Regions from separate parts of the Homo sapiens genome. Here all the other regions are linked to region 1. The links are chromatin contacts, found by Hi-C in ENCODE. All regions are on one chromosome and are shown on one strand. Each heading gives the region's core, a stretch centred on a gene start or an enhancer-like site at or near the end of the contact. The rest is flanking DNA. Distances are from core to core; before and after follow the strand shown. Region 1 holds the start of APOOL (apolipoprotein O like). Region 2 holds the start of CHM (CHM Rab escort protein). Region 3 has its middle 130 kb from the start of POU3F4.

Region 1 (3,341 bases), core at 524-3,023:
AGGTATACCATTTATTTAATATGCAGAAATGTTAAATTTGGATGAAATTATTGACAAATACACAGAGGTTAAGGCTCAAAAACAGAAACTGTAATATTATTATTCATTCCTGTGGCAGACCACTATGTAGATATAAGTATTTTTCCTTTGAAAAATACATTAATGCAATTAAAACACCTTGATCCATTTTTTTCCTTTTTTGGTTCTGTACTATTTATTTTGCATTTTATTTTTATATTGGCATATATATGTATGTATATGTTTATATTAAGTTCAATAAAAGAAAATAGTCACTCAATGTTTCTTTTGTAGCCAGTATTATTAGTTTCATTTCATCATTATTTCTTAAAATAATTTTGTCATTTACAGGACAGTTCTGTTAAAAAGGATCTGTTTTGGGTATGAAATGTGATAGGTATCAACTAATGCCTAGTATATAGTTTGCACATAATAAATATTTGTTGATTGAATGAATGAATACATGAATTAATATTGGGACTGTTAATGGGCATATTATGAGCATCTTCTTTCCTCAGAATCCTTCAGGGAGGCCTACAGCAGACCTTGCTCCTGTTGTGAATATTGCAATATACCCTTAGTATATTCTCCTGATAGCACCAAAATCATCCTTTAAAAATGTAAATTAGATCACATCACACCTTTGCTCAAAATCCTCCAATGATTTCCCATCTTATTCAGCATAAAATCCAAATTTATTTTGGCGGCACGAAAGCCCCTACACTGTGTTACTTCGCTACCTCTGAAATTATTGCTCCAGCCTCACTGGACTTTTTCATTGCTGTTCCTTCCGTATGCAACCCTCTTCTCTAAATTCCTCCAGGACTTTTATCAAATGAGCTTATCAGAGTCTTTCTCTCATTGATATAAACCAGTAAACTCCCACCTCATTCCCATACTGTTTTATTTTCCTTCATAGCATTTGTCTCTTTTTTAAAATTTATTATTTATTTTTATTTATTTATTTATTTTTTTGAGACGGAGTCTCGCTCTGTCGCCCAGGCTGAAGTGCAGTGGCGCGATCTCCGCTTACTGCAAGCTCCGCCTCCCGGGTTCACGCCAGTCTCCTGCCTCAGCCTCCCGAGTAGCTGGGACTGCAGGCGCCCGCTACTACGCCCGGCTAATTTTTTTTGTACTTTTAGTAGAGACGGAGTTTCACCGTGTTAGCCAGGATGGTCTCGATCTCCTGACCTCGTGATCCGCCCGTCTCGGCCTCCCAAAGTGCCAGGATTACAGGCGTGAGCCACCGCGCCGGCCTCATTTGTCTCTTTTACTCCTGTAATCATAAGCTCTGTGAGGAAGCCACTATGTTTTGTCTATGCCCCGAACAACTGCCCGGCACAGAGTATGCTCTCCGTGACTTAGTTTTAGAATGAATGAACTTACCCATGTTTCGCAGAGGTAATAAGTTGTTTTTCTTACTATATAATTAATTATTAAAGCAGCTACATTTGGGTATTAAGTCCTTATCTGGACATATCACATATGCCCGAAACAAAATAATTAAAAGTTCTGCACCCAGGAAAATAACTCCCAACTGGACTATTGATAATGTTCTGGAAGGCTTTATCTGGGACCGGGAGGGTCAACCACAGGGGTGAACAGTTTCTCCAGAAGACAGCTGACCGAAACCGCAGCAGTTGCCAAGGCGGCTGGAGGAGGGCGGAGAAAAGGCGGTAACTGGCAGGCAAGGGGCGTAACGGGGTGGGGCTGTCCTAAGGGAAGCCTAGTCGAACTGATTTGTCCCTCTCTGCTCTCCGTCTGAAAACCTTGGCCGAAAGGGTTGTAGACATGGCGGCCATCAGGGTAAGCGAAAACCAACTTGCTTAATTTCTGTGGGTGCCGATAGCATCCCGGTAACTGTAAAAGGGATCCTACTAACTTCTGAAGGAGCCCTGAAACAAGGGGCAGGGTGGAGGTGGGTTTTGAGATAATTGCAATCTTTATCGTTTGAAGCCTCAAGACACCTGCCTTTCCCCATTAGGGTTTTATCAGCCTGGGACGCTGCTCCCTCAATCCCCTGTGGTTGTCGATTTACACAGTGGCACAGTACAAAACTGGGAAACGGCTGGGTGAAAATGGCTGGCCAGGCGACGAGCCGCAGTAGACGTTTCGGTCTTCAGCTGCAATAAAGAGAAAAATATATATATAAACTTGGCATTTGTCTCGGCGCACAGGGCAAGGCCACATGACCCTATGGAAGGACTTTGTTGAAACATTTGGGGTGAAACTGACCAGGATAGAGAGGTCCCATAGTCTTTCAGCAGTGCGCTGGTTTACACATAGTGTTGTTGCTTTCTGTGCTCGAATAACCTGTTCCTTTCGAGTTTTACGCTTGGGAAAGGTGCCTTTACTTGGGAGTCCGTGTACAGTGAGTGACTCAGCTGGCAGCTTGCTGCAGTTCCCTAAGTAGTGTTTAATAATGGTAGTCTACAGATATTTACGTAGCGGGTTTTAATTGTAAAATATTCTGTTAGGCTTGCAGGAGATACAGTATGAATAATTCAGTTCCGCTGAAGTTTTAAGTCGGCAGCGTCTACAGTTCTGGTTCTCATACTTCATCTGAGTTATTTGAACAACCTCCTACCTGAACTTGCCACCTCAAGCCTGGCTCTCATGTAATCTGTTTTCCTCTGTGTTGCCAGAGTACATCTACCAAAATGCAAATTTGATTTTTGCCTCCCCCCGCATTTAAAAAATTTTATGGGCATGTCATCATCTCCCCTCTGGGGTCAGGCCATACTCTTATGTCTAGAACATCTGATTTTACCTAGACTTTCCAGCCTCATCTCTTGTCACTCAGGAACCCTCCTCCTGTCGATACTGAGCTGCTTGCTTGACCCCGCCATGCTTTTTTACGTGCTCTTTCTCTGGGCCTAAAGTGCCTTTTCCCATGCTTATCTAGTTGTATTTATAGTTCATTCATTCATTCAGCAGCTATTTGTGTACAGCCTCCCCATATGCAAAACACAAAAATGCCTTGTTTAATAGTGTCCTTGATCTCCCCAGTCTATTTTATTTTATTTTATTTTTTATTTTTGAGACGGAGTCTCTCTCTGTCTCCCAGGCTTGAGTGCAGTGGCGCGATCTCAGCTCACTGCAACCTCCACCTCCCGGGTTCAGGCGATTCTCCTGCCTCAGTCTCCTGAGTAGCTGGGACTACAGGCGCATGCCAACCATGCCCGGCTAAATTTTTTTATTTTTATTTTTTAGTAGAGACGGGGTTTCACCATGTTGGTCACGCTGGTCTCGAACTCCTGACCTCGTGATTCACCCCCCCCCCCCCCCGGGCCTCCCAAAGTACTGGGATTACAGGCGTGAGC
Region 2 (3,130 bases), core at 498-2,997, 1.0 Mb after region 1:
CACCTCAAGTTCCTACACAAAAAAAGCAAGATTATAAAACTCAAGTATGGTATAACAACTATTCCAAAATGGATGCTGTTCTCAGTTTTAGTATAGACTTAAAAGAAAAAATGAATAGTCCATTGGCTCTTTCCAGCTCTCATCCAACATCTGTTCATAGCAGCTACAACCAGGTTATTTGCAGCCATGCAGTTATTTTCAGGCTAAGAATAAACCTGTCCATGCTGTTCTGAGAACTGTTACCCAGGCATTTTTTGTTAGACAACATAAAGACCATCTATTTTACCTTCCTTATATTCAAAAACAAGGAAACTGAGGCTCAGAGAGATTTAGTGCCTGGCCCTCCCAATTCAAGCAATTCATACTAGCACTAAGCAAGACCTAAAACCAAGTTTTCTCAATTGTTTCTACGAATATGGGTCAACTCTGAGGATCAGAACCACTGACTGTTTTCCTGGGATGGAATGGGCCTTTGGAAATTTACCAGCTGTGTGATCCTGAGCAAATTACAACTTTTCCAAGTCCCCTTTTCCTCTTCTACAAAATGCAGAGAGTACCTACTACTCTAACAAGGTTGTGAGGATTATGTTCGGCTTGTAAAGTGCTTAGCACAGTGATTAGGAAATTTTAAGCATTCGAAAACAGGTAGCTATTATTTTTACTCCCAACCTGAAAACATGGCTGCTCCTAATCATGGCTGTATGAGAAGACAACGAACTGAATTCATTAACACAATGGACAGGGTCCCATCCACCAGAGCTTCTCTGGCCTACCACATTCTACAAACAGTAAAAAACCCCATCAAACAACCTATTTCATTCCATCTAAAATGATCATCCCTTACACTATTAAAAAAAATTGAAATTGCTGCCATATGTGTTCTGCTACGTGTTGTACACTGAATATGTCAACTAGAAACTGCAGAGGAGTTTCTGGTTCCACCCAAAACATGAAGAACAAACGACGGGAAAACAAGAGTTAGATAAGGTCACACACCTGAACTGGAACTCAGGACCTTATTCTCAGCACATTTAGTTATTGATGGTAGAAAGCAAGATGCTTTAAGCACCATAAAGCAGGAATAATGGCTACCTCAACAAAATAAAATTCCCTAGGTTTCTCAACAAAATAGAATCCGTTTACTTTCCCTAGTAAATTCATACGCACATGGGCAATAATTGAGCATCTTTCTTGTAAAACTGAGGATTAAGCTGTGTCTGAGCTGCGATGTATGCTAAGATCATACAAATCTATGAAAAAGTCCTATGAAATGGCGAGACAAAATGATGGGGAATATCACCTTGAAATCAATAAGGAAGGAATCATAATGTCTTGCCAAAGTCGTCTCCGTTGATAAAATCCCGACCCTCCATTTCATGACACTGCACATCCACTTCCCTCTAAGGAAATTAACAGGAATCACCGCAGCAACCAACCTCAGCAATCAGCATCGACCAGATCAACCCCTACTCAAATGGCGATAAGCACTGCGGGTCCCAGCCCCTCCCTGTAACTGCCAACTCCCGCGCTGACTCCGGACTACCTCACTTCCTTTCAGTTCTCCCTCCCACTCTCGACCCACGATGTTTGTCCCAAAACTCGCCACTGACAGAAAAAACAGAAACAAGACAGTCTTCCTAAACTTTGTCCAGGAAGCACCAGGCTACACATACCCGTCCCTATTACGATCACATCAAACTCCGAAGGGAGAGTATCCGCCATCTTGACGGGAAACGTGTCATGTGACTATTACTTGTGGAAATGAGATCAAGTTAGGCATTCCCTCCGTGGAAGGCGGAAAAGAAAACAGTGCATTCTGGGTGTTGTAGTTCTTGGGTGGAAGGTCCAGGCAGGCGACTACAGTATTATATTTAAAATGTTTACACGTAAGTTAAAAGCTCGACTCATTTTCCAGGCTGAATGCTGTAGCTCATTTAGCCTGGAGGGTTGAAGTAGGAAAGAAATGTAGATTTTTATTCCGTTAGCTAGGATGAATGTGGGAGACTTGGATACCCCTTGACAATACTGAAGCAAAATTGTTAGGAGACACGGAGAGCGGAGTGAAATTGAAGGCGGTTTGCTCTGTGAACAAAGGAGACTTTCATTCCAGCCTAAAAAACTGTTTCCCGCCATCGTTTCTGTACTTTCGTGTTGGCCCTCGAGGCATGGTTTTTCACACCAATACTTTCAGAATATATTCCATATCTTTTTCGTTTCCATGTCTCCTCGATGAAAACCCACAAAAAACCTCTCACCCTAGTTTCGCCAGAATGGAACTCCCACCGCGTCCGTATTTGTTCCAGTTAGTCCAGACAGCCACTCGGGCAATAAATTAGCCTTGCTTTACAGGAGGGAAAAAATATATGAAAGCATGGTTGCGCTGGATAAGCGTCTGTTGAGTCTGAATTCGATTTTCCGCACCAACTAGATAAGTTCATGTAAGATTCTCCTTAGTTTACATTTAGTTTCCAATCTATTAGTTTCCATAAGCTACCGTAGAAATAATTAAGGTAAAATGGTCTTTATATTAAAGTGATTGTATCTGATGAGGGGCTTTAGGTCGTCTATGTCTAACAGCTAACATAGCTCTCATAAGTATCTTCAAGGTCTGTCGCCTCCCACCGCTTCCCTCCAACCGCCCCCCACCCTGCCCCCGATTATTTAATACTCCGCTGTCTGACAACACCAAAGCAAAAGGGGAAGGATGCTGGGAATGAAGGAGGATACTTTTTTGACGACAGAAATTTCTTGTGTAGTTATTTTACAAGAGTTTCAAAATAAATCAAAGATAATGTGCAGTAGTGGGCCTTCCCTGACACCACCTATCCGCTAAGATGCTTGTGGTTCCCCAGACATTGTTTTCTTTCCAGTCTCTGACCACGCTCATGCTGTTCTTTCAGCATGGAATGATCTTCCCATTCTCTAGCTAACAGTTATTCCCAGGATGTCGCTGGGCTTCCACCTCCTCCTCCTTTCGTCTCCGTGTGTGGGCTGTTTCCCTACATGGTGCTAGACTTTGTCTTAACCCGCCATACTGCATTTATGACGATTCCTATAGAGTACACATATCCCCATATATCCACACAAAAATACACACCCAGACATGCAATACCATAATTATAAACCCCTG
Region 3 (3,509 bases), core at 154-2,653, 1.4 Mb before region 1:
CCAGCATCTGTTATTTTTGACTCTTTAATAATAGCCATTCTTACTGGTGTGAGATGGTGTCTCATTGTGGTTTTGATTTGCATTTCTCCAGTAATTAGTGATGTTGGGCATTTTTTTCACATGCTTGTTGGCTGTGTGTGTGTGTCTTCTTTTGGGAAGTGTTTGTTAATTTCCTTTGTCCTCTTTTTAATGGGGTTGCATGGTTTTTGCTTGCTAATCTGTTTAAGTTCCTTATAGATTCTGCATATTAGACTTTTGTCAGAGGAATATTATGCAAGTATTTTCTCCCATTCTGTATGTTGTCTGTTTACTTTGTTGATGACTTTTTTTTTTTGCTGTGCAGAAGCTGTTTAGTTTAATTATGTCCTATTTGTCAATTTTTTTTTTGCAATTGTTTTTAGCATCTTCATCATGAAATCTTTGCCAGGTCCTATGTCCAGAATAGTATACCACAGGTTTTCTTCAAGGGTTTTTGTAATTTTAGATTTTACATTAAAGTCTTTCATATATCTTTAGTTAATTTTTTAAATGGTGTAAGAAAGTAGTCCTGTTTCAATCTTCTGCATATGGCTAGCCAGTTATCCCAGCATCGTTTATTGAATAGGGAATCCTTTATCCATTGCTTGTTATTGTTGACTTTGTTGAATATCAGATTGTTGCAGTTGTGTGGCTTTATTTCTGGCCTTTTTTGTTCCATTGGTTTATGTGTTTGTTTATGTATGAGTATCATGCTATTTTAGTTACTGTAGCCTTGTAACATGGTTTGAAGTCAGGTAATGTAATGTTTTAGGTTTGTTTTTTTTTCTTAGGAATGCTTTGGCTCTTCAAGCTCTTTTTGGGTCCTGTATGAATTTTAGCATAATTTTCTCTAATTCTGTGAAGAAAGTCATTGGGAGTTTGATAGGAATAGCATTGAATCTGTAAATTTCTTTGGGCAGTATGGCAATTTTAACAATATTAATTCTTACTATCCATGAGGATGGATTGTAGGGACCAGCCCTACAGGGTCTGTGGGTTTTTCTACTCTTGTGCGGAAATGAGAGATTGTAGAAATAAAGACACAAGACAAAGAGATAGAAGAAAAGACAGCTGGGCCTGGGGGACCACTACCACCAAGACACGGAGACCAGTAGTGGCCCCGAATGCCTGACTGCACTGCTATTTATTGTATACAAGGCCAAAGGGGCAGGGTAAGGAGTGTGAGTCATCTCCAATGATTGGTAAGGTCACGTGAGTCATGTGTCCACCAGACAGGGGGCCTTTCCCTTTTAGGTAGCTGAGGCTGAGAGAGAGAGGACAGCCTACGTCATTATTTCTTCTATGCTCTTCTCAGAAAGATTGAAGACTTAAATACTTTCACTAATTCTGCTACTGCTATCTAGAGGGCGGAGCCAGGTGTACAGAATGGAACATGAAAGTGAAACAGGAGTGTGACCGCTGAAGCACAGCATCACAGAGAGACGGTTAGGCCTCCAGATGGCTGTGGGTGGGCATGACTGACGTCAAGCCTTCCACAAGAGGTGGTGGAGCAGAGTCTTCTCTAACTCTCCTGGGGAGGTCTGCTAAGTAATGAGTGCCTTCCCTAGGCACTGACGCTACTGCTAGACCAAGATCAGCTAAGTAACGGTTGCCTTCCCAGGCACTGGCGTTACCGCTATACCAAGGAGCCCTCTAGCGGCCCTGTTCGGGCATGACAGAGGGCTCACACGTCTTCTGGTCACTTCTCACCTTGCCCCTTCAGCTCCTATCTCTTTATGGCCTGGTTTTTCCTAGGTTATAATTGTAGAGAAAAGATTATTATAATATTGGAATAAAGGGTAATGCTATAAACTGATGATTAATAATGTTCATATATCATCATATCTATCTATAATCTATTTCTAGTATAACTATTCTTATTTTATATATTTTCTTTATTATATTGGAACAGCTTGTGTCCTCGGTCTCTTGCCTTGGCACCTGGGTGGCTTGCTGCCCACAATGGACTATTTTTCCACTTCTTTGTGTCATCTTTAATTTCTTTCAACAGTATTTTGTAATTATTTTCACGGAGATCTTTCATCTCCCTGGTTAACTGTATTGAGTAGGAGTGGCTAGAGTGGGTATCCTTGTCTTGTTCCATAAATTCTCAATGTTTTTGTAAAATGAAAATAATAACATGTATCTCATAAAGGCGTTTTGAAGGTTAAATATAAAGTACCTACAATAGTACCTAATACACAATGTACGACCATTATTAATGTTACTGGGAGAGGAGATGATTAACAGCTTATTGCAACCAGGCAAGATACAAATGATTCCATATTCAGACAAACACATCTATAATTATTAAATAAAGCTTCTGGTCTAGAGTAGAGTTTATATGCTGGAAATCTTCTCAGGGGCATTATTACAATGAGGATCTGAAGAATGCATTCCAGAAAATTCTAAAAATGTCTAAACCACTTCAACTCTTTGCAGTTCTCCCAACCCCAAAGATCAAGGCAAACCAACTCCTGGCAACCCAGTGTTCGTATTGTGCTTTCTGCAGGGTGTAACTGAAGAGAAGTAAAAAATGTCAGTGTGTGTTGAAAGATTACCTGGGGCTCACCAAGTTGCTTAGTATTCTCTCACCTATATTATCGCTTTCAGGAATGTTCTTAGATAAAGATGTAACCAAATTTTTTCCTATCTTTGTTGTCTATCTTCAACCTACTCCTAAATGTTCCCTCCCTCATCCCTTCAGCTGAAAGATGCACTACTAATTTGGGTGGTTGCTAATTAAGATCTTAAACTGTGATCCCCTCTCCTGGAGTATGTGAGTTTTCACAGTGTACAAAAAAAGATACATACACACACACATACGCATACACACGCCACTCAAAACTTTTAACATGTAACAGAATGACATTATAATGATGAAATGCATATAATATTGTATATAAGCATATATAAGTAAATGTAATTCTACAAATATATCTGTTTGCACTGCTGTTATATAAATGTGTCTGACTTTGAACAGAAATAAAATAATTTCTAATTTGAATGCTATCTGGAAGAATCTCCCACTGAATAATTGAGAGAAGTCACTTAATCTACAGTTACTTCAATGTTTCACTGTCAAATGAATCCCCCCTCTTTAGGTGGATGCAAAAGTAATTGTGGTTTTTGCCATTAAAACCACGTACATTGTGTATCAGGTACTATTACAGGCACTTTAATATTTAACCTTCAAAACACCTTTATGAGATAGTTGTTATTAAAAGTAATGACAGGAACTGCGGTCACTTTTGCACCAACTTAATACGTGTTCCTAAGAAGCTGCTGGGGTTCAAATTGCACACTTGCTGGCACACTGGAATTTTGCTGTCAAAATATTTTATGCCTTCATGTGTGGATTACGTATGATCCAAATAAGAATGTCTACATGAGAATGCCACTCCCAAAGCAGCCCACACCTGAGGTCTGCTATAGCATTTGTCCCTTTTCATTTGTTCTTCATGATGCACTGACATTTGTCATTCTTATTC

Evidence for each region. A loop is a pair of places that touch in the nucleus more often than their neighbours do. Pooled maps may share reads with other maps.
Region 2: a map of CD8-positive, alpha-beta T cell shows a loop between it and region 1 (5-fold over the local background). The contact joins the promoter of CHM here to the promoter of APOOL in region 1. A Hi-C loop is called at or near these places in 2 of 168 maps with a recorded cell type or tissue (CD8-positive, alpha-beta T cell and naive thymus-derived CD4-positive, alpha-beta T cell), 3 of 37 single-sample maps with no recorded cell type and 13 of 50 pooled maps.
Region 3: a pooled map shows a loop between it and region 1 (15-fold over the local background). The contact joins the enhancer-like site here to the promoter of APOOL in region 1. A Hi-C loop is called at or near these places in 3 of 37 single-sample maps with no recorded cell type and 5 of 50 pooled maps.

The regions. Positions count from the first base shown.
Region 1 is chrX:85,002,104-85,005,444 of GRCh38, forward strand. APOOL (apolipoprotein O like) reads left to right here and starts at 1,774. Exons shown (of 9, transcript NM_198450.6): 1 at 1,774-1,824. The coding sequence starts at 1,810.
Region 2 is chrX:86,045,811-86,048,940 of GRCh38, forward strand. CHM (CHM Rab escort protein) reads right to left here and starts at 1,748. Exons shown (of 15, transcript NM_000390.4): 1 at 1,674-1,748. The coding sequence starts at 1,722.
Region 3 is chrX:83,633,773-83,637,281 of GRCh38, forward strand. No RefSeq gene overlaps it. Among named protein-coding and RNA genes, the nearest start is that of POU3F4, 130 kb to the left of the region's middle. RefSeq lists an enhancer at 1,240-1,589. Within about 2 kb of position 1,404, at least 6 of the 41 ENCODE cell types and tissues checked have a DNase peak (open chromatin) inside an H3K27ac peak, as active enhancers do.